Regions from separate parts of the Mus musculus genome. Here all the other regions are linked to region 3. Evidence: chromatin loops called from intact Hi-C (ENCODE). Cell type or tissue: left cerebral cortex. All regions are shown on one strand. Links, peaks and the distances in the headings refer to the core of each region. The heading gives the core; the rest is flanking DNA. Region 1 overlaps 3100003L05Rik (RIKEN cDNA 3100003L05 gene). Region 2 has its middle 80 kb from the start of 3100003L05Rik. Region 3 holds the start of Gm30560 (a long non-coding RNA gene).

Region 1 (10,074 bases), core at 3,616-7,615, 720 kb before region 3:
CTTGTTGGAGGAAGTAAGTCACTGTTTAGGTAGACTTTGAGAACTCCTACACTTTGTCTCTGCCCAGTGCATAAGAGACCCTCTTCCTGGCTGCCTTTGGATCAAGATATAGAACTCTTAGCTCCTCCAGCGCCATGCCTGCCTGCACACTGCCATGCTTCCTGCCATGGTGATAATGGACTGAACCTCGGAAACTGTAAGGCAGCCCCAAGTAAATGTTGTCTTTTATAAGAGTTGGCTTGGTCATAGAGTCTCTTCACAGAAGTAAAACCCAAACTAAAACTTTCAGAAATGGACAGACTCACTGCTCAGAATGTCCGTGAGGACGGAACTGTGTTGCTGCACACTGAGCTGTCTGAAGGTGATTAAAATTCATAGGCTTTCTTATCCAAAATATCAGAATGCTCATTCTCCTTTAGACCACATGAAGATTCATCAAATGCATGACATTATGAGAAAGGAGAAAATAAACCCTCCATACTTATAAGCCTAGAGTAGAGATCAGGTGAGATATTCTCCCAAGTATCAACGGAATTTAACCAGAAATCCATAATAGAAAGCTGGGAAAAGAATTGAAAAAGAAACAAACAACAAAAAAACAAAACAAAAAGATAGGAATCAAACATCAAGCTTCTCACCTGCTTGAAAAAGTCTCTAGAAAAAAAATTAAAAATAGTTTAAACTAAGTAAACAGAAATAGGGAACTAACCTGCCAGAAACACAATGGCAGGGTTGGTGAGATGGATCAGAAAATGCAGGAAATTGCCCTTTAAGGCTAATTGCCGTTTAAGGCTAATGGCCAGCGTCTGATCTCTGGAATCCACATGAAGGTTGAAAGAGAGAACCAACTCCACAGAGTTGTCCTCTGACCTCCAAGTGAGCTCTGTGACACACTCCAGCCCTCACTTAGCATCATGTATGCACACACACACACACACACACACACACACACATGCACACACTCATGCACACACTCATGCACTCACACACACACAAATAATAATAACAACAAATTAAAATTTTTAAGTGTTTTAAAAATACACATTGGGATACAGTGAAAGCAGGGTTCAGAAGAAAACATACAGTATCAAATATAAATTTTAGGAAATAAAATGTGTTTTTGTCATTTATTGTAGTCTTACATGCATTATAAATTCTACATTACCTTATTGTTTTGTTTAAATGATGATATTTTTAAGAGGCTTAAAATATCAGTTTCTTGAAAAATACTAACTACCAAAGTTTACACAAAACACTGATCAATTAAATAGTCATATATCCATTAAAATATCACATTCATTGTCAATAACTCTCCTTTAAATGAAGGGGTTGTATAGAGATGGTTTCACTAGTGAATTCTACCAAACCCCCAAGGAAGAAATCATGCCATGCCTTTGTAGTGACTTCTGGAAGATATTAATAGAAAAACAGCTATCAATTCTGAACTGCCTCTATGAAGTACTTAAGACCTCAACATCAAACACTCTTTTTTTATATTAAAATAATATTTTATTAAATAAAATAACCTATAATTGCAAATGTAGAACAAGTCGTTTTAAGATTAATGGTCATTATTTCTTTTTTTTCTTTTTTTTTTATTAGGTATTTTCCTCGTTTACATTTCCAATGCTATCCCAAAAGTCCCCCATACCCACCCCCCCAATCCCCTACCCACCCACTCCCCCTTTTTGGCCCTGGCGTTCCCCTGTACTGGGGCAAATAAAGTTTGCAAGTCCAAAGGGCCTCTCTTTCCAGTGATGGCTGACTAGGCCATTTTTTGATACATATGCAGCTAGAGACAAGAGCTCCGGGCTACTGGTTAGTTCATATTGTTGTTCCACATATAGGGTTGCAGTTCCCTTTAGCTCCTTGGGTACTTTCTCTAGCTCCTCCATTGGAGGCCCTGTGATCCATCCAATAGCTGACTGTGAGCATCCACTTCTGTGTTTGCTAGGCCCTGGCATAGTCTCACAAGAGACAGCTATATCTGGGTCCTTACAGCAAACACTCTTAAGGCATCATAAGAAAGGAAAACTATACTAATATCGCCTCTAAGCATAAGTATTAAAAAAAAACACACCAGAAACAGAATTCAACAAGATACAAAAATCATCCTATGGGGCTGAGGAGACAGCTCGCCAGACAAGCCAGAGAGACTAAGTTCATAATGTTCAGGTAAGCTCGAAATCTGAGTCTTGGTATAGTCATAAATATCCTTTGCAACATACCGGATATATGACTGTAATCCATCATTCAACAGGTTGAGGAGCAAAAGTCAGAGATGATCGAATCAACCCAGAAAAGCATTGGCAAAATACAACATCTATTTATAATGTTAAACTCTCAGAAAACAGGGATAATAGAAACTTTTCCAACCCAAATTTTAAAAGTCTAGAGAAATCTAGGCCTGGCATCATATTTGCTGATGAGAATTGAGAGGCTTCATCTCAGAATCTGAAATAAAGCGCTCATGTCTCCACATCCTTTCTACTCATTTTGTGCTGAAGCAGGTGGCTAAAGCTGTAACACAAGAATGTTAAACAAAATTAGACATAATTAGAAAGAAGAATAGAGCTGCCTTTGAAGACTGCATGGCTGTATAAAAAATGCTAAAATGTGCAAAAACATCCATAGCTAATAAATATAGTAAGTCACAGGATATAAAATTAATGTACAATGTCAATTTCTGCTCTACATATCAACAAAGGAACAACTGCAAGTGAAATTAAGAAAACAATTATTATTTGCATCAGGACTAACAAACCTATAGGCATCTGTGTAATAAAATAATGTATTAAAGTCTGTGTGAGGAAAACTAGAAAATTGTTAAGTAAATCAAAGAAGGACAAGAGCATGAAAGAGTAAATCATGCATATTCACAAATAGGCATAGTTAAGTCTGTGAGCATATCTGCTCTTTCCAACTTGCCCTACAGGGTCAATACAATCACACTCAAAACCTTCCTACAGGGTCAATACAATCACACTCAAAACCTTCCTGGTTTCTTCTGTAAATGATGACACTGCATCTACGACTGACATGGGAAGGCAATGTCACAGATTCCATTGTTTACAGTGAGATCACGGGTGAAGCCCACTGGAGAAGTGCAGAGACAGAAGTCTGGCTGCAGGACTTCATGGCCTACTGCAACACTGTAACAATCCCAATGGCACAGTCTTGGTACAAGAACAGGCAAGTTAAGTTTGTGGGAGATTGGACTCTCTTTTCTCTTTTTAAATTAACGAATCTTAACTAGATGAGAAGGATGGGGAAGGAAGACAGGATAGGGTGGGAAAGAGGAGGGGAAGTAAGAGGAAGAGGAGGGGACATGGGGGAGAGGAGGAGGTGAAGAGAAGAAAAGGAATGGTGAGAAATAGGAGGAAGAAGAGTAGGGAGGGGGAGGAGGAGCAATAATTTTTCACAAAATTTAGCTCAAAATAGATGTTGAGTGTAAACTGTGGACAGCTGAAAGACCGCAGGTGACATCCCGTTTTGTAGTAAGTTTTAGAATTAACACCAAAGCACGCTTTATTTAAACAAGATTAGTTTTCCCCGCCCCTCCCTGAGAGACTATTGATAATTAATGGTGCCTGGGGAGAGGAGAGCCTTTTCCTTCCACACGAAGTCCATGCTTCAGTAGCCTGGCTCCAGTAAATAATCTCCCTCCCGTGCTCCTGAAGCCACACTAATTAAACTCAATTAGTCCCACACAGAAAAGGCATGAGAAGGGGGCAGGGCTTGCAGAGAAGAAGGGCTTCAGGCGAAGGAAGGGTGATGGTAGGAGGGAACTGGGGGCGGGGGTTTCAAATCTATATTTATTATGTGTGAGTTGATAAAGTATTTTTTTATTGAAAATACCCATAGAACTCTTAAATCCAATAATCCAATAAGAGCTCAATAACAAGAGAGCATAACGTTTTGCTAATTAAAATAAGAAAAAGAGAGCTGGGAATTCATCACAGCTGGCAGAGTGCTTCCATGTCTAGCATACATGAAGCCCAGATGTATAAACAAGGCAAGCGACACACACCCCATAATCCCTGCACCTAGGACTTGGAGCCCAGGAGATACGAAGTTCAAGCTTATCTTGGGGCTTATCTTATTTTCCAGGCAGGGTCTCATGTATTTCAGGGTGGCAGGTTTGAGGTCAGCCTAGGATAGAGGAGACCCTGTGTGTCGAATAATATAAAGTAAATTTGACAGACACTTCTCCCAAATAATATACTGACAGAAAATAACCACAAATAGTGCAGAGTGTTGTTGTCATTAAGTAATTGGAAGTTAAGACAGTAACATAAATAAATAAATAAATAAATAAATAAATAACAGACAAGCTCAAATGCAGACACGGTTGAATAGCAGGAAAAATGATTGTGGTTTGTTGATGGGAATGGAGAGTATGGAAGCCACCTTAGAAGATAGCTTAGTGAATTAGATAAAACACTAAACATAGCCTTGCTAGGATATATCAGTTGTACCCTTAGGCATTTACCAAAAATAGTTGAAAACTTACGTGTGACAATGTGCTGACACATTTATAGCAGCTTTATTTATATGAGCTGAGGTTAGGAGGCAAGCAAGATTCTCTTCCATAGCTGGGTGAATAATCTGTAACGTAGCTATGCAGTTGGCTATTATTCAAGGGTTTAAAAGAAACACGCTCTCTAGCCACGATAAGACAGGGAGAAAACTTAATAGCATTTGCTCAGCCAAAGAAGTCAGTGTGAAAAGCCTGCATACTGTATTATTCCAATTCTATTACAGTCCACAAAAGACAAAGCTGCAGAGACAGTGAAAGGATGGCGGAGGGAAGGAGGGGAGTGATTAAGAGTGGATCCCATGATGTTGGAGTACTGGGAACTATTCTATACAATTGTACCGTGATGTTATGTATGCAGTTTTTTAGCATTTGTCCAAAATAATCATAGAATTGTATAATGCAAAGAAAGACCTTGCTATAATCTAAGGGCTTTAGTTTATAATGATGTACAATGATTTCGGCAACCATCACAATACGTGCCCTTGTGCAAGACGGTAGTAACAGAGAAATCCATTTGTGGTAGGCTATATGGGTACCTGGAACTCTTTCTCTCTGCTTGACTCCCCCAAAAGTTCAAAACTATACTAACAGGGGGAATTTGGTTGATTTTTCTGCCAGTTTCTGGTTGCCCAGGTGAAACAGCCATTCTTTCCCACAGCAGATGCTGCTGAGAAGAAAGGCTAGAGCTGCCTGGGAATGTAACCTCCCTTCCCACTCCACTAGCATGTGTTCCCAGGAGGTTCCTTTGTGTTGTGATCATCTTTTCAACCTAGTGATAAAGAGCTGCAGCCGCCATCCCTTCTGCTTGGTGCTCAGGGTCCACCCGATGGAGCCCCAGCCAGCTCTGCATTTCTGGAGTCTCTGTTCTCCCTCTTGGTGAGCTTGTGAACATCACTAGAGAGCAGCACTAGAGAAGTGTCAGTATTTACCTCCAAGACTGTTGTGAGGTTTAAGTACGCCAATCCCCAATCCCCAGTCTTCAATAAATATGAGCTGTTATGCTGTTATTGTTTAGACACCCTCACACAACACTTACATCAAATGGAAGAAAGACAAAAGATTCCAGCTCAAATCACTTCTGGACTGTCAAAATGCTTAAAAGAAACAGGAAGGTAGGATGCTTGGAAGCCTCTGCCCAGAGGTAGATGAGTGGAGGGAAATACATGTCAAAATGGTTTGAAATCTCCTCTGCCCTTTATCTGGGTGTCCAATGGAGCTCACACCAAATCCCTTTAATAATCCCCTTCTGTGAACTTCACCCTAACCTTGTGGCCTCCCTCTGGACAGGAACCTGTGTTGAAGCATGAACACTGTCCCCAAGTGCACCACCCCCTCTGGCTAGAGCCTTCCTCGTCTTAAACCGGAACCCAGAAGGGTCAGAGAACCCAGCATGTTGCTTCTTCTTTCATTCCCTCTACTATTTATATTTCACTCCACATGCCTGGAGCCCATCACAGGGAAAGGAACATGTTCAGAAAATAAACAGCACCGCCGCCCGATGCTGTGCTTGCTAGAAGCTGTTAGTATAATCTTGTTTCTTCACTTTGGGGAGCTTAAAGCACAGAAATTGCTTTCCCTCAAGTCTTAATATCAAAGGACGCAAAGGGATTCAAAGACAGTTTACAGCACCACAATCCACTGTACAGATGAGTTGCTATGTATTTTCTTGACACCCCTCACCCTCATGTTTGAAACTTGTACTTCTTTGTCCTAAGAGCATCTTCAGGCATCAAGGCATACTGGCCTTGCTTAATTCCCTCCTCTCTCTAATCCCAAGAGGCTGTCTGCAGAAGCTCTGGTATTTCCATGGCATCTCCCTGAAAGGACAGAGTTAGCACTCTGATTCTTCTTGCTATTGTGACAAAAATCCTGGGTAAACCCGGCTTTCTCTGTTGAATTTGAAACTCACATACTAGACACCATCCCCTCTCTAGATTATAGTTTTTAAAAGAGAAGAATTAAAAAAAAAAGAATCTGCTCAAATTGACATTTCCATCTCCCTTACTTATCTGAGAGTGGCAGGCTGTAATTTGCCAACAGGCTCATATTCAAACACATGGGATAGTGCTGACATCATGTGGTTTTTCTCCCTTTTCCAGCCCCAGCATCCTACCCAGGTGGACTTGCTTAGGTCAGTAGATGATGTGAAGGAAAAGAGAGAGAGAGAGAGAGAGAGAGAGAGAGAGAGAGAGAGAGAGAGAGAGAGAGACTATAGAACAATAGTTCTTCATGATCTATGAAGGATCCCCAAGATCCTTTCGTGAGTCAGTTGTGAAGATGTTCCTAGGTCTATCAGGTAGAATAGGATCAGACACTGGATACTACCTACACAGGGGAAGGAAATCCAGGTTTTCTTTTCGTTTTACATCTATTCCAGTGCAGACATATGGCTCCCTTGATGCTGTGAATGAATGAACTTTGAAGAGGAAAACCTGACTCAGCTTCTGGCTCCATAGATTGGTAGCTATCCATCAAGGGTGAGCAAGGAAATCACCGGGAAAACAGTCTCCTGCATCTGGATGAGTTCCCATCTGCTTTTGGTGGTGCTACACCCTCTGCCAGTGGCACATTCTTTCTGTCCGGTTAGGAGCTCCCTTGAGCTGCTGTTCAGTTGCTGACTTGTGTGCTGAAGGGCCATGCTTTCTAAGTTCTTCCCCACCATCACTCCTGTTGCTTTGTCCCTTGATGCTTCTTCAATATCACCCCCCCCCACCCCCCCACCCCCGCACTAGCATTCAATTTCCTTCTTGCTGGGTTGTAGCCCTTGGAGGTTCTTTAATTTGCTGAGAGTAAATGTGGTAGTAAATTACTTCAGTTTTTGCATAATTTTAATATAACTTATAACTTAATAACTTATTTTGTCAAGTTTGCTGTAAGCTCACAGTCAGCAGGAATCTGTCCTCTCAGGAGTCTACCACAGGCCCAGGTTTTGAGAGAGATTCCTAACATCTGCTTTGGGGGTTGAAGTAAGAGAATTCTTCACTCTCCCAGCAGGTTGACAGCTCAGAGTCTATTCTGTGTGGGAAGTGAGAAAAAACTCAGATTAATCAGCTATGACTCATGTAAGTCCAAGGCAAAAAATTTTACTCAGATATCTTTAATGACCCCTCTTGTCAACACTCAGGGAAATGTGTTAAGAGTTAGATCACCAGACTGCAGTACCACAGCAGGATGTTGAGACTCTGAGGGATGGGTCTAGTGGAAAGAAATGAGGTCACTGGAGATAATACTGGAAACTTCCTCCTCCTCCTCCTCCTCCTCCTCCTCCTCTGTCCCCTTTGCTTCCCAACTTCCTTGAGTTAAACAACAATCCCTACTACGATGTTCTGTCTGCCCACAGGCCCAAAGAAATAGACCCACGTGACCGCAGGTTGAAGCTCATGGACCCACGGAGCACAGTAATCTTCCCCCTCTATAAGCTGTTTACCCCTGGTACTTTGCCACCATCGAAAGGATAGAAAGCAGACTGACCAAGTTATGAGAGAAGAGGGCTCAGATCTAGCATCTTTTTCCTAGCTCTATAATTTATTCAGGCACCCCTGTCATTGCTCCTCCTTGCTATCCTTAGAGGCCATATTCCCGATAGTAGCTTTTCTGTGAGAGAATTAGAGTCCCAGCCCCAGATGGTCTGATCTCTGCTCAGCCCGGGGAGTCACTATTGTCCCTAGATTTCCCAAGGCGCATCCTTTCTTGCTTGAGCCTCAGAATGGCTTTTATTTAATTGAAATGATTTTATCTACTCATCCTGTGCTTGAGAGCAGAGAGAGGTTTTGGCATGTGGTTTTATTTCAGGCATCTGTTCCTAATTCCTGCAGTGTTCTATAGGTTTCTGTGGTGCTTTGCTGCTCTGGGGCCCATGTCAGCTAGTCAACCACAGCCATCAGTGGACTGATGCCCTCAGCATCCAGGGTCCTACCAGCTTCAGCATCACACCTGAAGCACATGGATGTTACGTAATCAGAAGTCCAAGACATCCTGCGCATGGCCCAGCTGGGGAATCAGAATCTGTGGTCAGCTTCTCAGGGACAGAGTTGAGCTCTGAACCTTCATGGGTCAATTCTGGAATTTGGAGAAGCTGCTCAGAAGTGGAAGAAAGAACAAGACAAGGGGGCTACACCCAACACGAGTGGGTGTCCTGTACCTGTGCTTACCAGGGCTCTCATGCATCACATGTCTGTGGGAGCGTACTGTTCCTCTTGTGAAAAGTGAGTGTGCAAAGGTGATCCTTCCTCTGCATCTCGGCAACATTGGAGCTGGGCTTGGCCAGCCAGCTTTCTGTGACTACCTGAGCTATTAACCATATAGAGATGAAAGATTTAGTTTGATTTACAAGTTGAGTTCAGTCTAAGGCCAAGTGCTCTTGTCAATTACTGGCTCTTGATGAGGCAGCACAACATGGCAAGAGCAGCTAGCAAAGAGGGTGCTCAGTGTTTGGCTAGGAAGGGAAAGGAGAGAGAGGGAGAGGGAGAGGGAGGGGGAGCGGAGGGGAGGGGGAGGGGAGGGGGAGCGGGAGGGGAGCGGGAGGGGAGGGGGGGGGGGGAGGGAAGGGGGAGGGGAGGGGGAGGGGAGGGGGAGGGAGAGGGAGAGGAAGGAGGAGGAGGACTAGGATGAGGACGAGGAGTTAGGAAATGAGGGGAGAAAGCAAGAGTAGAAGGAGGAGGAAAAGGAGGAAAGGGGGAGAAAGAGCGAGTCTGGCCCCTCTTAGCTATGCCTATAAGGAACTGTAACCTCCCATTCAGCCCACTTCTTCAAGGCTCCATGCTCTGAGAAACTTAAGTTGCAAGTTATAGCAGGATACAATGGCAGAACACTTGGGTTGCAAACACTTGCTCCAGAAGGTCTTGCCAGCTGACTTGCAGAAGGTTCTTGTTAGGACTTTTGAGACTATTTTCATTAAGTAACTCCCACCACTTAAATAACACCCATCACAACAGTGATAGCTAACTTCCTGAGAAAAAACACAACTGCCAACAAACTGTCTTTCAAAATAGCTTGGGCAAATTCTTGAACAAAACCTCCATGTTCTCTTTTGTCCTTTGGGTGCAGTGGAGGCCATATTTTTTTCAAGGTCTTGGCTTGCAGTTTTAAGTTGTGTCTACGCCTCAATTAAGCCTTTTGCTTGGAAATTAAAGGCTATGTTTTAATTGGGGTTTCCTGACACCTGCACAGTGCCATCTCGCTCTTTCTTTGTAGAAAAGAGACTTTTGTTTCATCATTGTCAACCAAAAAGATGAATCAGTTTTCTTAGCCCAAGGGGGATAAAAATCAAAGAGCAGGTAAGGAGATTGGAATTAGTAGCTTGGCAGCCAACCAGAGCATGACTGGGCTGTGGCTGCAGATGAATTAATGGCCAGCGGATACAGCATTGCCAGATGATTTGGCCACTTGGGAGGTTTTGTAAACATTGCCCTGGAAGAATATCTTGTCTTAGGGTGACATTATAAGACTGGCACCAGAGTGGGCAGGGTGATGGAGCTGTAATCAAATCTCAGCTCTCACTCTGGGATGGCCTCAGAGGGGACTGTGGGACTTCG
Region 2 (10,074 bases), core at 2,823-6,822, 610 kb before region 3:
CTCTATTGTCTCTCTATTGTCTCTGATTGCACTCCTGAAAAGCAGGCAAGAAACAACTACTCCTGAAGATATTTTTATTGGGCTTAATGTTCTAGCAACAGAGGAAGAGTCTTCTAGCTGAAAATCTGAGTGAACATAACAACTACTTTTAATTGTCAACTTGACACAACCCAGAATGACCCAGCAAAATAGTATCAATGAAACATTATCTAGATTGGGTTGATCTGCAGCCATGTCTATGGTGGACTGTCTTAAATCGATGAGGAAATGTCCAGCCCATTGTGGGTGGCATAATTCCCTACCAATGGGGGTTGTCAAACTGTGCAACTGTGGGGAAAAAGTGATGAACATAGGAGGCAGACAAGTAAGCATGCACACGTTCATTTTCTCTGCTCATGACTATGGATGTGATGTGACTACCTGCTTGAAGTTCCTGCTTTGACTTCCCCACAGTGACGGACTGTGATTTGCAATTGCACACTGAAATAAACCACCCTCTCCTCTTAGTTGATTTTTGTTGGGATACCTTATCACAGAGACAGAGATGAAACTAGGACAGTACGCCTAAGAATCCTGATTCTATGACAAGGAGGAGGGGTATCTTGACTAACCACAGCCATTTGTTTTGATCAATCATAGCCATTTGTTTGGACTACTGTCTTACTTTGTTTTCTCTTGCTGTGATAAACACGGCAAAAAAGCAGCTTGCATAAGAAAGAATTTACTAAGACTTAAAATGTATGGTCCATCACGAAGAGAGGTTGGGGCAGGAACTCAAGGCAGGAACCCAGAGGCAGGAACTGAAGCAGAGGCCATGGAGTGCTGCTTACTGGCTTGCTCCCTAAGACTTGCTCAGCCTAGTTTTTGATATAACCCAGAGTCACCTGCCCAGCAGTGGCACTCTATTCAGTTGAATAGACCCTCCCACATCAACCATTAATCAGAAAAATGTCCTACAGAACTATGTACAGGCCAATTTGACAGAGACATTTCCTAACTTGAAATTCCTTCTTCTCAGATGAGAAGTTTGTGTCAAATTGACAAAACAACAACAACAAGAACTAACTAACAGACCAACCACATCTTAACCTTTTAGCTTCAGTCATGGTGTCTGACATTTATACTAGGGACTAGTCCCAGCCTAGTTTTCCAGCCCCAATCTCAGCAACCCCTTTAATGGGGATAGTGCGCCCCCTGTGGCCAAAGTAGAAATAATTCTAGAACCATCTAGATTTCTTAGAGGCTTCTTCTAATGGAGAAGAGGCTGCTGAAAACTGTCTTCAGGAGCCAGGGTGTTAAGCCACAATCTTTGTTTAATCTTATATTATCCACAAAGTGACCGCAATGGCTGCTGCTGGCAGGGAGTGCTTCAGCTGATCATGGAACTGAGAGTTCCTTCGCTTGGAGTGAGGAGGAGAGCCAACTTCCCCACCCCTAACAGCTTTGCTTATTTGCTAAAAGGAAGCAGTAATCCTTGTAGTATGCACTGAAGGAACACTAAGAACACCAAGAAAAAATTAAACAGATTTTTGTAGTTTAAACTTTTTAAACCCCAATTTTTATAACATTTTCTATAAATGTTTTAACCTCTCTTTTAGCCCATTCCCCAACAGAAGTAGAAAGTAAACGTTATTAGGATACAGGGAAGTAGATCTGTTTAGAAATGGGTCTTTGGAGCAACTCCCACCTGCGTTGTCCGCAGTTCAGATCACAGCACTTAGCAACAGCAGCTTGATCCATTCACAAAGACTTTATGAATATATCGGCAGTCCAGTTTAGTGGTGTTGGGATAGTAAACACGAATCAGTAGTAGTGGCATTACCTAGCAGAAACAGCCAGGCCTCAGCTAAATTGGCATGAGTCAGCAGGAGCGATTAGGTCAGAAGTTCGTCGACATGCCTCTCTTAACAAAGTGAAGATCAGGGAAAACTCCAGACCAAGAAGCATTGTAAAGCGAGCTATGCAATCCCCTGTCATTGTCTGTTGAGTTCTATTTATACTCCCGCCAAACATCATGTGTCCTCCATGGGTCTTGCCTCAGCATGTGAGTCTGTCTTAGCAAAACCTCATGTGCGTCTTTATTAGCTGCCGTCACTTTGCCAATTGGCCTGAGTCTACGGCACCAAGAAGCCACCAGACCACCATTAGAAGGGTTTCAGTGCCTTTCTCTCTATGGAGTCACAACAAACAGAGCTCAGCTACACGATGGGAGGCAAGCCAATATACATGTGTATTGTTAGTGAAGAATCCTTTATTGCGCATCCTTTTATGCGTGTGGGTTTTTTTGTTGTTGTTTTAGCAAATCATCTTTTTACCTGTGTCTGCTTCAGGAAAACACTCCTTCATGTGTTTGCCCCAGCAAATCATCATCCAACACGACTGACTTTCCAAAGAAACCAGAAGTTCTCACTTTAGATTTTAACTGTGCTAATGCCCAACTGGTGCTCACGAGGAGGGTCCCTTCCCTAATCTGCTCACTCTAATCTGTTTCTGGTCTGGATCTGACAGAAGGGAGTTTGGATCAGGGCCTCATATGGTTTGGACCCAGTGAATGAAGATGTGGCTGGTAATAGGCTGTCAAAGAGGGAAGAGCAGCAGGCAGCCTTCCTGGCATCTGTGAATGTGACATGCTTAATGTTTTCAGGTGGCTTTTCAGTCAATACTCACAACATTTTTTTTAATAACTAGCAATTATTACTGGTTATTTAACAGATAAAATGATCTAGTAAAAAATTTTCCACCTCCAATTTCAAGTCTTGGGTTCATGGAGCTTAAATAATTTGCTTATGAGCTAAGAGTCTATGTCTTCTTGGCTGTCCCGCCTCTGCAGAGAATTAGATTGTATAATAGATATGTACCTGTGCCGTCTTACTTGGTAATCAACCTTATTATTTTGGCTTCATTTACAGATGAGGAAAGCAAGACTTCTGCAGAGTTATGCAGCTAGGGAGATCCTGAAAGCAAAATCTTTTATTTCACCATATCCCATGCTCATTAGGAAAACCACTTAAGTCATGCTGTTCCACCTACCAGCTTTCAAACCAAGGACAAGGTCAGCTGATCACAGTATAATCATTTACCACATCATTGGAAATGTGTGTGTGTGTGTGTGTGTGTGTGTGTGTGTGGTGTGTGTGTATAAGTGTGCCGCGGTTGGGGAGGTCATGACAGTGCTCTTCTTAGAAGATAACTGATCAAGTGGGATTATTCATGATGTACGGATGGCAGGTACTATGTGATGTGTTATCAGAAAATGACTGCACCCTGCCTTGTTCCGAAGAAAATAAAGACATTCCATGGAAACTTTCTATATGGACTATCTGTTCTACAGGACTGTTCCCTTCTTTCTCTCATGTTTCCCAGAAGCCTGAGTTGGCAGCACAAAAGCTGTGTGTCAGGCATTGGATGCCACAGAGAGCTACCGTCTTCCCATCACAGAGCCAGAGTCTGTCTGCCATGTGAACTTCTGGAGTCTTCCACTTTTCTTTAGCTGCCAGAATCAGGCTCCAGGCTCCATTAGTCTGGTCCATACTTTAGCATTTCTATTTTGGGTTAGCAGGCAGCTGCCTGGGAGAAGGAGACAGAGAAGCATGGGTATTCTAGGAGGTAAGCTGACCTCCAAGGGCTCCTCAAAGTTTCTCCAGCAAAGAAAAATCATGAACACAGAATAGAGTCTGTCCCTGAAGTGGCAGAGCTGGGAAACACTTCCAGCATCATGTTTTTTAACCCTCTGCTTTGACCAGGATCTCTAGGGAGAGTAAAGGAAATCCCAAGATAAAGGGGGCTCTGGCCTGGGAACTGAAACATCTCCACCTTCACGTGCTTGTGCCTGTCCTGCACATTTCTGAGAACTACTTGCCTGTGCTTCTGGCACTGCCCTCACCTCAATAGGTCTTGTAAATCCCAAATACTTCTTCCAGTTGAGTCTTCATAAGCCATCCATCCATCTGTCCATTGCTCTCACATTAAGTATCAATTACCAAAATAAACTGATGCTATCCAAGACTGGCCTTAAAGAGCATCAGTCACATGGGCCCAATGTAGACCCACGCCTCAGGGGAGCAAGGTGGAAGAAAGAAACTAAAGGTTGTTAGGGAGTTCGGAACCCCTCAGAAAGCAGCAGGTATGTGAAACAGGCCTTGGGGGAACTTGTACAGGTGGGCCAAATGCAAAGAAAAATGGGTGTTTTTTAATTCAGGTTCTGAACAGTTCAGTAAATGTCACTTTGGGTTCACCCACGGAAGACAATTATTCTATCTCTGTCTCTAAGAAAGATTTCCAAGTATCTCATTATGGATGATATACAAGTTCTAGTCATGCATTGGCTGTCGAAGTCATGTGGGTCTGGTACACTGATTCTTGGTTATCTTCAATAGAGAGGAGACTCAAGCCAATAAATATCTCAGGAAAGTAGATACCTAGACCCAGATAAGTGAATGAATAATCATGCTTATAAATGCTTAGCTGCTGTGTTGGTGTGTCTCAGGAGAGGTGTTGGCTGCCACTGGGACACCTGGACAGGGACATCTGCACAAGAATGAGACCATAAGTGAGGAAACAATAAAACATAAATACCACCAATCACACCATTTTAGCACCCAGATGCATCACTGCCTGAAGTCATGTCTGGCTTATACTTTCCAACTACATGCATCAATTGGCTTCCCTTTCTGTTCAAAGCAGCTTGGGACAGTTTTAGCTGTCCACCACCTGAAAACTGCATGTTGACTCTTAAAATTATGTCTTTATTTTTGATGCTGGGGACCCAGGGTGTAGAAAGTTGTTTGAGAAAAAATTCAGCCTTGTCAGGATAATACAGGTTTCTCTTTAGGACATTCTAACCTATAGCCCTGGCTCTCTGTGTCTAGAGCTTTCTCCACCTACGGCTTTATACAGCCTCCTTTTAAAAATAACTTCCATCTGCTCGCCTGCCTGCAGCTCCTGCTCCTGCTTCTATTTCTGCATCGTGAGCTTCCCTGCACCAACCCCCACACCCCTGGCAATGACTAAGCTTTAGCAATAAACCCCTCAGCACAGTCTCTCTATCCAACTTTTGCTCTCCAGGTTCCATGGCAGTCTTCCCTTAGCTCAGTATGTGATCCATCAAAGACCTTAGCCACATTTCTGGTCTCACCTATGAATAGTAGGAATGGCATAAACAATTTCTTGACATCCTGAAGATAGATGGCTAATAGAGAAGATGTCAACCCATCTGTGCTCTTTAGAGATTATCCCCATCGTAATGGTTTAGGAAAGGAAGCTGGGCCAAGTTGATTGTAGGTAACAGGGATTCGTAAATTCTTGGCTCCAATAAAGCCAGTAGTCACTGCCAATTTATTAGGGGTTGTACATCATGCTAAGCATCTCTTCAGGTCTGGGTTTATTTCTGACCACCACTTGTTAGGTGTGTTGCTTATTCCTCTCATTGTTGTGACCAAATAACCCATAAGAAACAGCTTAAAGGAGGAATGATTTGTTTAGGGGATACATTTTATAGTGACATGGAATCATGAATGGTCTGCCTTAGAGGCGCCGGAAGCTTTGCTCTAGCAGTCAAGACACACACACACACACACACACACACACACAGAGAGAGAGAGAGAGAGAGAGAGAGAGAGAGAGAGAGAGAGAGAGAGAGAGAAGCCAGCTCATCTATGTATGTCATCTAGGCTCCATGTCCAGAGTCCTCTACAACCTCCCAAGACAGCACCACCATCCTACCATTTGGAAACCAAACATTTAAACACATGAGCCTGTGGAGGACATTTCACATCAAAGCCATAAAATTCGGTAAACAATAATCACCTCCAATCAGACACGAGGAGGGGGAGTTTGCTCCTGCTGCAAGTTCTAGTGCTGGTATTCCTGCTTGCATAAAATGCTTGACTTTTCTGATAGTGAGTCATGCTCTTGCTATGACCATTGAAATGTGAGTACACAGGACATGTCTCAGAGCCAGCACCCAATTCATCAGGCTTCCTCCTTCCTTTTTTTTTTTTTTTTTTACTTTTACAGATGATAATGACATCAACAACCTGCAAAGGAACACAACTCAAGGCCTCCAATGGGTGCTTCGTGGATGCACAAAAGAAGCATGAAATATGGGGCTGGGGATGTAGTTCTGAGGCAGAGTGTCTACATAGCAAGCATAAGACCCAGTATTCTGTCTCTAGTAATAAATAAGAAACAAGAACCATGCTTTTATGGGTTAAAACCTCTTAAAGTTGTAGTTTTCTTACTCTACCCACAGACAATTTAATTAATACCAGCAGAGTTCTGATCCAAACTACAGATAACCAGCTGTGAAGCCTGTAATTTAGCAGCTCTGTCTCCCATAAAAGACACAGGTGGACAAGGAAGCCAGCAATGACTAGAAGCCACTGGCATCTACTGGAATTCATCATCTCTTTAAGGTCTAGGGCATCACTCAGCCTCCCAGTAGCAGTCTTGGTTGTTGAAGCAGAGTTCCAAGGTAGCTCTAGATTGTGCCTGTCCCAGCATTCCATGATTTTGCCATTGGTCAAACACGTCTATAGCTTGTCCTCATGCATGACTTTCTCTTCGGCTCTCGGAGCACCTGCCTACCCAGAGCACCTGACTACTGGTGGCTGCTCACAGCTGCATCCTGCTACTCTCCATCTATATCTTTGCTTTAGCATCTCTTCAGACTGTAGCTGGCTTCTGTGAATACCCATGCTCTATCTCACATGTCTGTGCGGTTTGGAGGCAACTTTTTTTACAGACTGTTAACTATGGGTCCAGGTGTGGGGAGGTCAGGCAGTTGCCCCCTGTTCCAGGAAATGTTCAGACAAATGTAAGCACAGGCTGTGCATTCTCATACAATTTCCCTCCAAAAACAGTTTTTGCAGGACAGAAGAAATAAAAGGCTGGGTGTTCCATATCTTCGAGGATGCTTTCATACCCAGGGAAGAAATCAGAGTTAGACATTAAACTTGGGAATCGGGGAATTTATCCAACCCTCTGGGCTCAGCCCTATATAGAGATTAAGCCTTCTCTGTGGGTTTCCTAAGATTTTGACTACACATGCTAAATATGAATATATTCTTGTAAAACATTTAAAAAGTAGAGATGAGGCTGGGAAGATGGATCCACAGGCTCAGCTATATGAGTTCCTATCTGCAGAACCCACATAAAGGCAAATACAATAGTGGAAGCATCTGTAATCCAAGGACACCTAAGGGCAGATGGGGAGGTGGAGACAAGAGGCTCTGCAGAGGCCTGTGGACCAGCCAGCCTGGCCAAGGCAGAAGTGTAGAGGCACTGTCTCAAGCAATGTAGGAAAGTAAGGCTTAATCCTTGAAGATCACCCCATAAACTCCACACACATGCCCTGGCATGCATATGCCTGCCCTTCACATGTGCACTCACATACTACACAAAGAATAATTTGTCTTAAAAAGTAGAGGTTCTTCTACAGTTTCTTTTGACTAGGAACCTAAATTTTCTATCAGTTGTCTTAATGCAGGGCTTTGCTGCCGTAGCATGGGTGTACCTCCAATTCCTGATCCTGATGACTCCGGCTCCCAAGTGTTGGGGTTACCAGCTGCATCATCATATCTAGCTTAGGAAGTCTTACTCTAAGCTGGCTCCTCTTCCCTGGTGATACACATGTCAGCGTTGTAAACATTTTTGGATCTTCCTCTCATGATTAGAGCATAGAATTACATCCTGTAGTGCATAAATTATATCATTCTGCATGTATTGCTTTGTAATTTGTTTATGTAACTATGGAGCATAGATTCATCTCCTTCACTTAAACTCTAATTGACGTTCCATATAGTGACTATACTGTTTCTTTTACTTAGCCACTGTCCCCAATTTAATGGACATATACCTTTCTTATAAAATTATTGAGCATGCTGTGGTGAGCATCATTTTATGCACAGTCTTATGCAGATACATGAGGTCTCAAGATCTAGTACTGGAGACTGGAATTCCTGAGCTGTCTAGGAAGTTCAGCAGACATTGCCCAGAGCAGGTTCAGGCTGGTTCTCTACTTTGAACATCTGACTCTGCTTTCTTATGTGGCTCTTAAAACATACCCCTTGCCGACACACTTAGCACCTCAACTCAGTAGCAGCAATGTGATATTTACTTTAGAAGCCATGTATTTCACACATCTTAGGGATCTCACAGAATCTTCCGAAGAGAGATGAAACAATGCAGATCTGGACTCTTGGTTCAGGAGGGTAAAGATGTTTCCGTTCATTCACAGAGCCATGGGGTGGCAGATTCAGGGTTTAAATTCTGGTTACCTGGATTGCATCGTTCATACCCTTAATTAGGTGATAGGAAGTTGATTATTTATGAACTACTAAGTCTCTCAAAAAGAAATCTTTCCAGCGTACAGTACCCACCTTATCAGCATCCCTTCTTGTGTAGCCACTGGTCCTTATGCTGTCTAGTGTCAGTGAGAAGCTGTGGGAAGTGGCAAGGAAAACAGGGTCTTCCTTTAGTGAGTAGAGTATATATCACCTGCAATCCCCACTTACAGGTGCAGCAGCCTGGGTGATAAGAGCTCCCCTGTAGCATGATGGGTAGAATGTGTCCTCTGATGTGACTGTGACCCATCGTGGGTATGCAGGCTAGAGGCAAGGAGGAGGAGGAGGAGGAGGAGGAGGAGGAGGAAGAGGAGAAGGAAGAGGAGGAAGAGGCAGAGGAGGAGGATGGAAAGGGGAGGGGAGGAGAGGGGGAAGGGAGAAGGAAGGATGAAGGGAGGGAAGGGAGAAGGGAGGGAAGGGAAGGAGAGGGAAAGGGAGGAAAGGGAGGGTGGCATGATTTTCCTAGACTGACTTCCATGCCCTTAACCTGACACTTCCCTTTAAATCTAGACACATCAGTGTCTGAGCTGGGACTTTCAGTGACCTGACCTTTATTTTAGTGCATACATTGTCTTTATTCTTTTAGATACCCACCCCTTGTACAGCACATGCCTAGCAACTACTCTTAGCAGCACCAGCTGCTTCCCCTGTTTCTGACCCCATCAGGACAGTGTCTTTGGCTTTCTTGCATTTGGAATGAGGATTGCTGTACTCTTCCACCAATTCCTCACAACACACCAATTCTTTTGGCAGAGACCAGCCTTTCTATCCTCTCTGCTTTCACAGAAACCCTATCCTTTCCCGATCATTTCTATGGTGCATTGCGTCTCTCCGGGGTTCTAGGAGACCTAGTAAGAGTCATTCTGGATTTGCTTTCCAGATTCACATCTTCACCCTGTCACTGTCACTGACATTGTGCCCCATTACTCCCTAAACATTTATATTTCTTTAAAGACAAATAGGAAAGCACTTTTAGACCCCTGAACACATCATGTAACTTCGTGATTCTTGATTGCAAAATGAATATAATGTAATAACTGTGTAGATTGTGCAGAGCTTGGCTGACAAAATGAAACCCTTGGCTTGCTGTCTTCACTTGGCATCTCCAGGAACATCTATTAATACAAGTTGTCGCTTATTACTTGCCGTCTATCTCGCAGGAAGCAGAATGCTCTCAAGGCTCGAAGGACCAGGGAAAGTTGCTTACCCTCCCTGCAATACACTCACTTCCACAGAAAACCTCATTTATCTTCTTTTGACATTAAATGTGCATTAAATGCCTGAGCCATGGTTTTCTTAGAAAACAAAATGAATAAAATGATAAGGCATCCTCTCCTTGTGGAGCCTGCATTGTCACTGAAGGGTTCAAGCATCTACCAAACAAGACATTACAGACGTATCCCTGTGGTAAGTGCTTGAGAGAGAAGTGTGGAAGACATACTGGGCAGTCTGGACCACACTAGAACTTTTCAGGGAAAACTGAACTGAAATCTTAAGTTTCACTATGAGATGGGTAAGAAATGAAAGAAAGAAGCTCAATTGTAGCCTAGTGGCAAGAACATGCGAAGGCCCTGGGATGGTGGCAAGTCCCATCCTGCATCTTGTAAATGACTGAAGTCAGTAATGTGGCAGTGATCCCATCATACTAAAATGGAGCTCCCAAGGCCCCATCACCTAGTGCCAACATAGCTCTATGTTTGTTACAACTTTATGTTGTAACCTGCCACTCCAT
Region 3 (10,074 bases), core at 3,889-7,888:
TTGACATGAGGACACCCTTTTACCCACAACTAAGGGTATCCTGAAAATGTCCACACAGGTAGACTCTGGACACAGACAGAAATCCTCCAGTCAAACAAAGCCTGTGCAATGACACCAGTGGGGACCATCAGAGGGCTTCCTCTATGGCCCAGGCACTGGCTACTTGGCCGCCAATGGACTTGACCTTGAAGTTCAACTGGGAGTTGCCTCTGGCTCTTAGTTCAAATCCTATGACAAAGGCTGGTGGGCTAAGCCTATCTGTGCAAGCCAGCCAGCACAAGCAGTAGACAGTGGGATGGCTTACAAACCAGCCATCTTCCCATCATGTGATCACTGTTGCTCCAGTCGGTCAGAGGTGGAGCCCCAGCCACAGGTGTCGATAGTGTGAGGAGTCACAGATAGATAAAACTAGGGAAGGCTCCCACAGAAGGGTGTGTGACTGGAGGTAATTAGCATCTCCAATCCCAACAACAGGAACACTGCAGTCAGGATGAGTGTGCCTTATTCAAAGGGTAGCCCATGCCTGAACCACAAAATGTATCAGTGACCAGCTTCAAAACCATGGTAACTACGATATAATATATATAACTTATAATAACTCTAACTAATATAGTCACTGCACAGGGTCAGGCTGTTGGCCTTCCATCGCAGGTGGGAAGGGGCTCATGAAGCTCTACCCTAGCTAAGGAGCTATCGATAATCAATGGCTGCTGTGGGAGGAGGGCTCATTTCCCTTAGTCATAGGCGCTGGTGAGTTTTGAACAGTCCTCCGCTCATAGCCATTCAAGCATCCTCCATTAAAATCAGAGGATCACAAAACAACCTATGAAAATAGGAAAGACATGGCAGGGGCAAGGGAGGGAAAGGACGTTCAGTGGGAGTGGACTAAGAGAGGCTAGCGAGGGATGAATGTTGTCAAAATCCATTAAATCCATGTATAAAACCACAAGAAAACATAAAAGAAGAAATGACAAAAGGAAAAAAAAAGTGCAGGTTAAACGGATGGTTAGCAACAAAATCTACTTCTGCCACTTAACAGCTCTGTGTCCGTGGACAAGTAGCTCAGCTGCTCTGAGTGTTTCCTCAGTTGTACGAGGTAATTGATGCTACAAAGCTTTGGGTTACTGTAACAAAATACCAGACATAATGAATTTACAAAGAGGAAAGGATTCTTTTGGCTCCAGGATTTAGAGATGTCAACCAATGATTAACTAACTATATGTCTTTGTGCCTGTGGTAAGCAGTATGGCAGAGCACATGTCTGAGGAAAGCCATTCATCTCATGGCTGGGAATCTAAAGAGAGAAGAGGAAGGAGCCTGGATCCCTTCAGGCCACACCTCCAATGGCCCAACTCCCTCTCCCCACGTCCTGCCTCTTAATTCTACCACCTCCCAAGGGCACCAGGTGCCAGAAACCAAATCTTCAGCACAAGTCCTTCTGGACCCCAGCTATAGCCCAGCCCAACAAGCAAGTTCCCAGGGAAGCATACAGTGTCACAGCCCGTGGTCCAGGCCACAGGGAAACAGATACAGTGTCTACACCTTCAGAGCAAACACCAGGAATTATGGTCTTACAAGCACAGCCCCATGACAGGCAATGAGACTGACTCTGTGGGAAGAGCTGGCATGGTAGTGATCACAAGCAACAAATGGGGTCTAGAAACAAAAATAAAAAAGTCTAAAAATGGGGGTGTGGGTTGTAGTGAGAAGGTGGTCAGATCATGGGGTCATTCGGGAATATTCTAGCCTTTCTTCAGAGTATGCAATGAGTCTTCATTCTCTTTTATGTTAGATATGCTTCTCCTCCCCACCCCAGCATGATGTCATTGAGCAGCAGTGAATCATGTTTTGGTTTTTTTGGGTTTTTTTTGTTGTTGTTGTTTTTTTGCAGGCAACATGCTGGCTGTGTCCCCCAGGGTCTGAGAGAGAGAGAGAGCTGAGCCTAACATGGCAGATTTTAAAGGAACTGTGGAAAAGCCCCAGGGAGTGAGGCGGTAGCTTGTTTATTATTGCAGCATAACACATCTGCCCTGACTGGTGTAGTCAGGGCTCAGGGGAGAGCTGAGGAGTGGGGCTCACTTGAAGCCTTCCTCACTGGGTAGGTTGGAGCCTTGGTTTCTATTTCCAAAATGGCAGGGTAGGGGGCGGTGCGTGGACTTGGTTAGGATGAGGAAGGACTAAGACAGTATTTCCTTCCCTTTCTATGTCACCAAAACTTGGCCCTGCAAGCAAAGGTGCCACATCCATCCAGACTGCTGTCACCAAGGGAGAAGGACAGTCAATGATAGCAGCCACCTTAATCTTTATTCCAGAAATTTCACTTGATTTTCCTGGAAGGGGCCATGGGGATTTTCTTTATTACATTTTGAGGTTTCCTCTTTCCCTCTGTAGAGCCTGCATTTGTCCCCATTTCTACCAGCCCCACTGAGCAGCAGCAAACCAGGAGCTCTTAGAAGGAGTTTGTAGAGAATATCAAAGCCAGGTGCTCAGGGGAAGGGGGTTTGGGGGAGCAGTGAGACAAGAGCCTCCCAGGTGGGACCTACTTCTCCCCTCAGCAGGCCCCTCCCATCAACAGGCCCCTCCCATCAACAGGCCCCTCCCATCAACAGGCCCCTCCTATCAGCAGGCTCCTCCCCTAGAAGGCTGTAGGGTCTGGGACACCCCAGTGAGCAAAAGATGTCAGCCCTACCTCCTAAGTCTACAGGAACATATCTGAACAAATCTCCAATACATTATCGATCCAAAGGTCATCTTTATGAACCACTAAGAAAGAAAAAATGTTGCCAATTAAACCACAATACCAGACTTTGTTAGCACTCCAGCCTTTTATTTTGTATGTATCAAAAGAACTTCCTTAAACTTAGTGAGCCATAGGTTTATGATCATAGATTATGCATATAGAAAGTGGAAAATACCCACAAAACTAACTGGCCAGAATATCTCCACACATCTTCACACCAGAGCCTGACACTGCAAGTCGCTTTTAGCTTGGAGTCACTAATATTTTTTTGCGTGTTCATTGGCCAGTCTCTTCTAGGGAAACAAGAGGAGCTTGGTGACAGAGCTTTCTGTAAGAGGTTTCCGGCATTGACGCCCATCAGGTTCTGATGCAGGCGCAGTCTCGGCTGTTGTTCCTCAGGAGCTGCCTGCCTTGCTGTTTTGGTTGGGTTTGTTTTTTAATTCTATTTGCTTCTTTATATTAATGAGTGTTTTGCCCGCATGCATGTCTGCACGCCACATGCATGCAGTGCCCAAGAAGGACAGAAGGTTGTGAATCACTGTGTGAGAGCTAAGAACCAAACCCAGGTCCTCTGGTAGAGCAGCAGGTGCTCAGCGCTGAGACATCTCCTCCACTTTGTTTTCTGAGACAGGATCTCTCAACCGGACCTAGGGCTCAATGGTTAGGCTCAGCTGCTTAGCCAGTGAGTTTCCAGTGGCTGACCTGTCTCCGCTTAGCCGATGCTGAGATCAGAAGCACAAACCCCTCAGTCTGGCTCTTTAACATGAGTCAGGGAATCAAACTGAGGTGCTTGAGCTTCCAAGACAAGCACTTTACCCTTGAGCCATCTCCCCAGCCCACAATGCTGACATTCTTAAAAATCTGATAGACAATTGTGTCACACTCCCAGCAGTACCAGCAAAGACTATGGGATGTCATTGATTGTAATGAGAAAAATTAATTCCAAAGTGTGAAAACGTGGAGAGAAAAACTATACTCCGTTAAGTCAATTGACCTGCACACCTTCCCCCAGTCTACATTTGAGGCAAAAAGAGAAGAACCCAGGGTCAGAAAGGGTTAAACTCCAGTTCCAGCCATATCTCTCCCTAGCTATGTGATGTAGCAGTCAGGGTGGGCTGGGATCTGCTGCAATAACAAACAGTACCCAGAATCATCTGTCTGCACGCACATCTACTGCAGGCTGGGCAACATGACAGAGGGATGTCCTCCAGGCTCAAACAACAGTTTCGGGGGTGTGGGGGGGAGCCTAGGAGAACACAGAGGAAGTTTCCTGTTTTGGACTGAAAAGGTTTACTCTCACCTCCACTTCCCTTTGCCGGAACAAAATAAACAGTCTTAGCTAACTGCAAACGGCTGGAAAGTGAGATTTACTCAGGAAGAGGAAAAGAATAAAATATGCCAATAGTACCATCTAGAACAGTGACCTCATGGAATTCGTTAAGCCTTCCCAAGCCTTGCTTGCTTGGTTCTGGTAGAAAAGACTATACTGGACCTGTCCCACCATGCAAAGGATACCGGGGACCACTCTGAAATGTTTCTGTCACAGGAGCACAGCTTGAAAACTCTGGCTGGGACTCACACCTGCACCTTCCCACCTGGAAAGGACTGGCAACTTCTCCCTCATCCGCCCCACCCCCATCACCTCTTAGGCCAAATAGTCGTAGCCCCCACCCCACCCCTATCTGCTTTTCTAATACTCATTAGATGACTCTGGACCCCAAAACTACTTACTTTCCTCCCAAGAGAGGAGCAGCCACACCCAGGAATCAGTCTTGGCCAGCAAGGCCTCCAAGACAGCTGTTGGGCCCGGCTCTGGAAGTTTCTCCCCTGGCAACTATGTGGGTGGCTCTGAGCCAAAGAAGTCCTCGTGGCAAAACTAGCAGGAAAGAGAGGGCAAAGATTCAGGCCAGGCCTCCGGTGTCCTACCCCAGCTCTGCCCACTGGGAACCCCCAGCACCATAGAGGACCCACAGATAAGCTTGGGGAACAGAGGAAATGCTGTTTGCTAATGGAATGTGGCCAGGACAGGCAGGCCTTCCAGAGCACAGCCTTGCTGCTTGGTGCTGGCCTGGGGGTGGAGGAGATGAGACTGGAGCTAAACCTGCAAATTCCTGGAACAGGGTGGAAAGAGCGCAGCACTGAATCCGAATCCCAAGCAAATGGGTTCCCCTCACACCCTTTGTCAACACTCAAAATCATTTTCAGCCTCCAACTATAACTCTATGTTACAAGCTGTGCCTTAGGGGGAAAGGGGGGGGGGGCAGAGAGCGCAGGACTCCCAAAACTTAAAACTGTGTTTGTGGTGCTGGGGGGGGGGGGGGACGCCAGGGACTCCCACTTGGTCAACAGGTACTTTATCTACTATCCAACAACCTAGCCCAGAGCTCAGCAATGTTTTAAAGCTTTCTGGAGAGCTTAGGCACAGCTGGAGTCCGGATCCAGGGAGCCATGCACTGTCCCCTGTACACTGCGGACCCTCACCACACAGCCTCACGGAGCCGCGAAGGTTGGTCTAAGGCGCAGAAAAGCTGCCCACTACCCGAAGTCGACTGGCAGGAAATCTGAAGTTATTCAGGCCAAATCCAGAAAGAGAGGAGAGTAGGAGGGCAGAAAAGGCGGGAGCGCGAGAGCGAGCGGAAGGGTGCATGGGTAGGTGGAAGACACTGTGAAGAGATGTGCAGAGGGAATGGAGGAATGAAATCGGGAGAGGACGGGAGGGAGGGAGGGAGGGAGGGGAGAAGGAAGGGAAAGAGAAAGGGAGGGGAGCTGCACATAGGTTCGATGAAACAAAGGGAGAAAAGCCGAATAAATGAGTCACAGATGGGGTGGGAGGGAGGGAGAGGAGCGCGAGGCTCCGCGCTAGACCTGCTAGGGACTTAGGACGCCGCTGCAAGCGCGGGCTCTGGTCGCAGGCTCGCAAACCTGAGCACGCGCGCAGTCTCAACTCGTGGACGCCGCTCAGGCTCTAGCAGTCATAAGGCCTGGGTGCCCCCTAGCGGTCATATGTGGCACTGCAGCGGCGGTGTGGCGGGACCTTGCACTCTTCCCTAGGGATGTGCGCTGCACCGAGTTCCCGAAAACTCCTCCTTAAAAGCCACTTCCTTGCTCTCGCTACAAACCTTAGGACCTCCTGCCCTGGCATCCTCTGGAGAGCAGAAAGATAAGCGCTTCCTAACGCTCTTTTCTGAAAAGGCTTCCTATTCCCTTCCGTGAAAACGGATCAGTAAAGGTGGGGGGGAGAGAAAATGGTTTGAGTTAATTTAAACTGTGTCTGCCGCGGGCAGCAATCCAAGAAAGGGTTTCCTTTTTTTTTTTTTTTAAGTCCTGGTGGAAGCATCAAGGGAAGCTCTTTGCTGCAGCCCAGCGGCCAGATGGAGCCAGGTTAGTCCAATGTGGAGGCTGCGGGGAAGAAGTCTCAGGCAGCCAGGAAGCCTAGGCCTGGTGGTGCCAGAGAATCACTGGGAATGACAGTGCTCATACTCGCTTGCAAACCCAGCATTCAGAAAGCAGAAGCAGAAATAGAGCCACAAGTTCAAGGGCAGCCTGGCCTCAGGACACAGCAATACCAGACTGAGCACTTTCCCCTCCCAGGCTGTTTGCATAGGTGAGCTTATTTCATGGCCAGAATCTTTGACGTTAGTACTATGTGTCTCCGTGTCACAAGGAGGAACCAGAGACCCTCAGGAATTAAAGGCACCCAGCTAACAAGTGGGTATTAAGCTGCTGGACCTTGTAGAACTTCAGGCTTCGGCTCTGCCTCATGGACAAAGCATGTGGGAAGTGTCTGGAGGCTCTCTCCAAAGTGACCCTGCCAGTGAGTACCCCGGGATGACCCTGGCTGTGGGTGAGGCTGATGACATCACAGTCCCTCCCACCTGTCGTCTCCCTCTGTGCTCCTCCACATCAAGGGGCACAGCCTGCCACTGGCATGGAGTCCCCAGCTTCTTCATCCGTTCAGCAGAGTGTTCAGAGAGTGTCTCCTCCGTGCCAGGCTGTGCTAGAGAGCCAGGAGACCAGACCGTGGCAAACACTAACTAGTAACAACCTGTGATAAACAGATCAGCCAGCAAATGCACAGTGTGGCTGCACATTTGCATGTGACAAGATTATGTACTAAGAGATGGCCTGGCCTAGGGACACCGATGTAAAAGCTCTTATTGGAAGCCGCCTCGAACTCAGAAGTTTACAACTATGCCCCAGCTCCCCCGCCCCATCCCTGGCCCTTCTTCATACCTGGAGTCTTAGACAAGGAAGCTAGGAGAGAATGAGGACCATCCCTCAAGGCGTTTGAACTTGACCCTGGCTCTAGACGGGAGATCATAGTGACTGTACAGCTCTCTCAGTGCTCAGCGCTTGACTTTGTTTACATCCTCACCACTGATCTCTGCAGTAAGCTTTTGAGGTAGATGCTCTTGATAAACCTGTATTTCCAGGCTCTAAAACCAAGGTGAACAGCTCCGTGGGGCACCAAGATTTTAGGAGGAAAGGGTTTTGTGGCACACAGTTTCAGGGATTTCAGTCCATGGTCACCGGCTTGCTGGCACATTGTGGTGGGAACATGTGACAAAAGAGAACATCCAGGAAGCAAAAGACAGAGGCTGAAGGACTGGGAGCTCCAATATCTATTTAGAGGCCACACCCCCATGACTTACTTCATGTCACTGGGCCACCTTCTAAAATTTCCAGCACCACTCACAGGCTGGGGACCAAGCCTCCAAATCCAGCTTCCAGCATCAACAACACACATTCCCTAGATAGTAGCCAGGGAGGCAAAGAAAATGTCAGCTCAGATCACTCGCCTCTTCTGTTAGGGACCAATGGAGGCAACACAGAAATAAAAGATCGCAGACAGGCATCTCCAGAAACAATTGCTCTTTAGCCAAAACATCTGGAGGTCTGCAGCCTCTCCATAGAGGTGAGACTGTGCTCACATGATGTTGGGGGGGCGGGTATTGAGGTCTTATAGTATGGAAAATGGGGAAGGTTAGGGCTGGAAGAGTCCATCTGGGGTCAGTTCCCCAGCAGTCAGGACATGGTAGAGGGTTTGGCCTGTGGATCTCCTTATTAGATGCTTTCACAGGTGTTATCAGACAAGTCAGCTTTCCTTCGGGACCCCTCGGTCCACCTGAGGCTTGTAGGTCATTAACCTTCCACCTTCAGCAGCTCTAGACTGGGAGTGGCACATACACTGTGATGACACCATGTACCCCTGACCTGGACAGCTTTTGTTCTGTAGTCTACTCTTCAGGCATTCATGTGCACATAAGGGTGTGGATACATGCACACACATAAAGGCACGCACACACACACACACACACACACCTTTGCCTTCTGCTCTCTAATGTGTGGAAGATTTTGACCAATAGGCAGTGCCAGCAGAGTGGACAGGGATATTCTCCCCCGTCTTCCTGTCCGCTGAGCTGTGCCAATAGCAACAGAGTCCCTCTGAAGAGAGCTGTAGGGACCTCCTCCAGCTGCCACTCATACTGGGGGGTTCCAAAGGCTCCCACAGAAGTTAGAAGCAACTCAAAGAGTAACAGGAACCCTCAATTGACTGAGCCTTTTCCCACCACTCAAAGAACGGACATAGGGTAAATGAATGATAACGTGAATGAGTGAAGTGACTTATAGTCTCTACACAACTCAACTATGGACTAAGGATCATCACCCTGCCAAGCCCTTCCATAGGGTATGCTATGCTTGCAACACGAATGAACCACTAAAGAGACGTCTCAAGGGGTGTTGAGCCTCTGCCAGGTATTACCAGACAAGAGAGAATAATTCTGCAGGATGCTGGAAAAGAGAGGATAAAAGTGAACAGGGGTGAGCCGGGATCAGAAAGGAAGCCCCAGGGGCTGACTGAGTTGCAGAGCACCTGCCAGGTGCACCCAAGGTCCTAGGTTTAACCCCAGCATGCCTCCAAAAGAAAATCAAACAAACAAACAACAAAAATAACAACAACAACAACAAAAAAGCCCTTCCTACCTGGACCCACCCAGTGAGGGAAAGGACCACCTTGGGAGGAAGTGAGTTCCTCCTCCCTCCAGCCAGAGGGTGTCAAGTGTGAAGAGGTGACTCCTACCTGGGGAGGTGGCTCTATTAGATAAAGGAGTGACCCCTTTTAACCTTAATAGGCTAAGAGCTGGCAATCAAGACCCCATGTGAGTGAGGGAGTCAGTCTGGGGCTTTCTTACCTGAACATGCACTTGCAGGAAGAAGAGAGTTGGTCAGAGGAGGCTGGAAAGAGGGAGGGAGAAGGAGGGGAAGCAAAATGAAAAAGAATGGGGAGAGAGGGGAGGAGGAGGAAGAGAAAAGGGAAAGGAGGAGAGAAGAGGGGGGAGAAGGAAAGGAGTGGGGTGGAGAAAGAGAGAAGAGGAGGAGGAAACATAAGGCCCCGGTGGAGGTCAAGTCTTTGAAGACAGCCCCCATGCTCTTTGGCTTACAATGGGTGATGCCCCAGTAAACAAACCATCCAAGGTTGAAAATATCTAAGTCATAACTGCCCCAGTGCCCCTCGCCTGCCAAACTCCAACCTCAATTCCCGGAAATGTGCCCAAAGCTTAGGTTAGCTTCCAATAGGGCAAAACCATTAAACACCAAAAAAAAAAAAAAAAAAAAAAAAAAAAGTCTGCTCTAGAAAAAAAAATGCTGTGTGGTCATACACACATACACACACACACACACACACACACACACACACACAGGCATTTTCTAGTCTTAAAGGGTGTGAGAATGCATGGTTCAGTGTGCAAAGAGTACCAGTGAGGATCCTGAGCTCAGCCACCAGTCCTGGTTCACTGCAGATGCCAGGCATGTAAGAGCATCCCACCACACCTCTCCAATGTGGACAAAGATCACAATCCCAAATCAGACGTCATGGTTTCTATTGAGCAAAGAATCACTTTGGCACCATGATGAAGTCAAAAGATGGTAAACCTGGCCACCATAAGTTAGGGAGCCTCTGTTTCCCACAGTGGCCCAACATAACAGTCAGAGTCCCCTGAGCTCTGCTGCTGTAACAAATGAACCGCTGCACCCTGACACAGTCAGCCTATTTCTCACTTGTGACAAATTAGGACGTCACTGTGGGCTGCTATCTGGATTATGTGACCTTCACACAAGAGGATCAGGTGCGCCAGCAGTTAAGTGCCACATGCCCCACCTACTCACAGCCATGGTCAGGACCTAGTCCCACAGTCACCGAGAAGCTGGGAGGGATGGAGACGTGCCTGGCCATTTGGAAAGCACCGATGTTTTCCTACCACAGGCCCGGCTCATAATGGAGCGCAGGATGATTTCAGATGGTATTTGCAGATAGTTTGCAGTGAACATAG

Evidence for each region. Peaks named below come from ENCODE experiments on the same cell type or tissue, not always from the same donor. Only the 100,000 strongest peaks of a DNase experiment are listed, where the experiment ranks them.
Region 1: a loop joins it to region 3, with 2.7 times the contacts of the local background. A loop is called at or near these places in 2 of 42 quality-filtered maps.
Region 2: a loop joins it to region 3, with 6 times the contacts of the local background. A loop is called at or near these places in 5 of 42 quality-filtered maps.

Annotation. Positions count from the first base shown.
Region 1 is chr7:124,663,709-124,673,782 of GRCm38, forward strand. All of the region lies in intron 1 of 3100003L05Rik (RIKEN cDNA 3100003L05 gene), which reads right to left. Among named protein-coding and RNA genes, the nearest start is that of 3100003L05Rik, 40 kb to the right of the region's middle. In left cerebral cortex, for the core only: no CTCF peak of the experiment used is centred there; DNase peaks (open chromatin) are centred at 6,029, 6,652, 6,973 and 7,533; H3K27ac peaks cover 644 bases.
Region 2 is chr7:124,784,004-124,794,077 of GRCm38, forward strand. No RefSeq gene overlaps it. Among named protein-coding and RNA genes, the nearest start is that of 3100003L05Rik, 80 kb to the left of the region's middle. In left cerebral cortex, for the core only: no CTCF peak of the experiment used is centred there; DNase peaks (open chromatin) are centred at 4,652 and 4,962; H3K27ac peaks cover 1,277 bases.
Region 3 is chr7:125,388,106-125,398,179 of GRCm38, forward strand. Gm30560 (a long non-coding RNA gene) reads left to right here and starts at 9,876. Exons shown (of 3, transcript XR_001778357.1): 1 at 9,876-10,074. In left cerebral cortex, for the core only: CTCF peaks have their summits at 5,774 (motif pointing left) and 5,973; DNase peaks (open chromatin) are centred at 4,733, 5,381, 5,745 and 6,040; H3K4me3 peaks cover 947 bases; H3K27ac peaks cover 1,011 bases.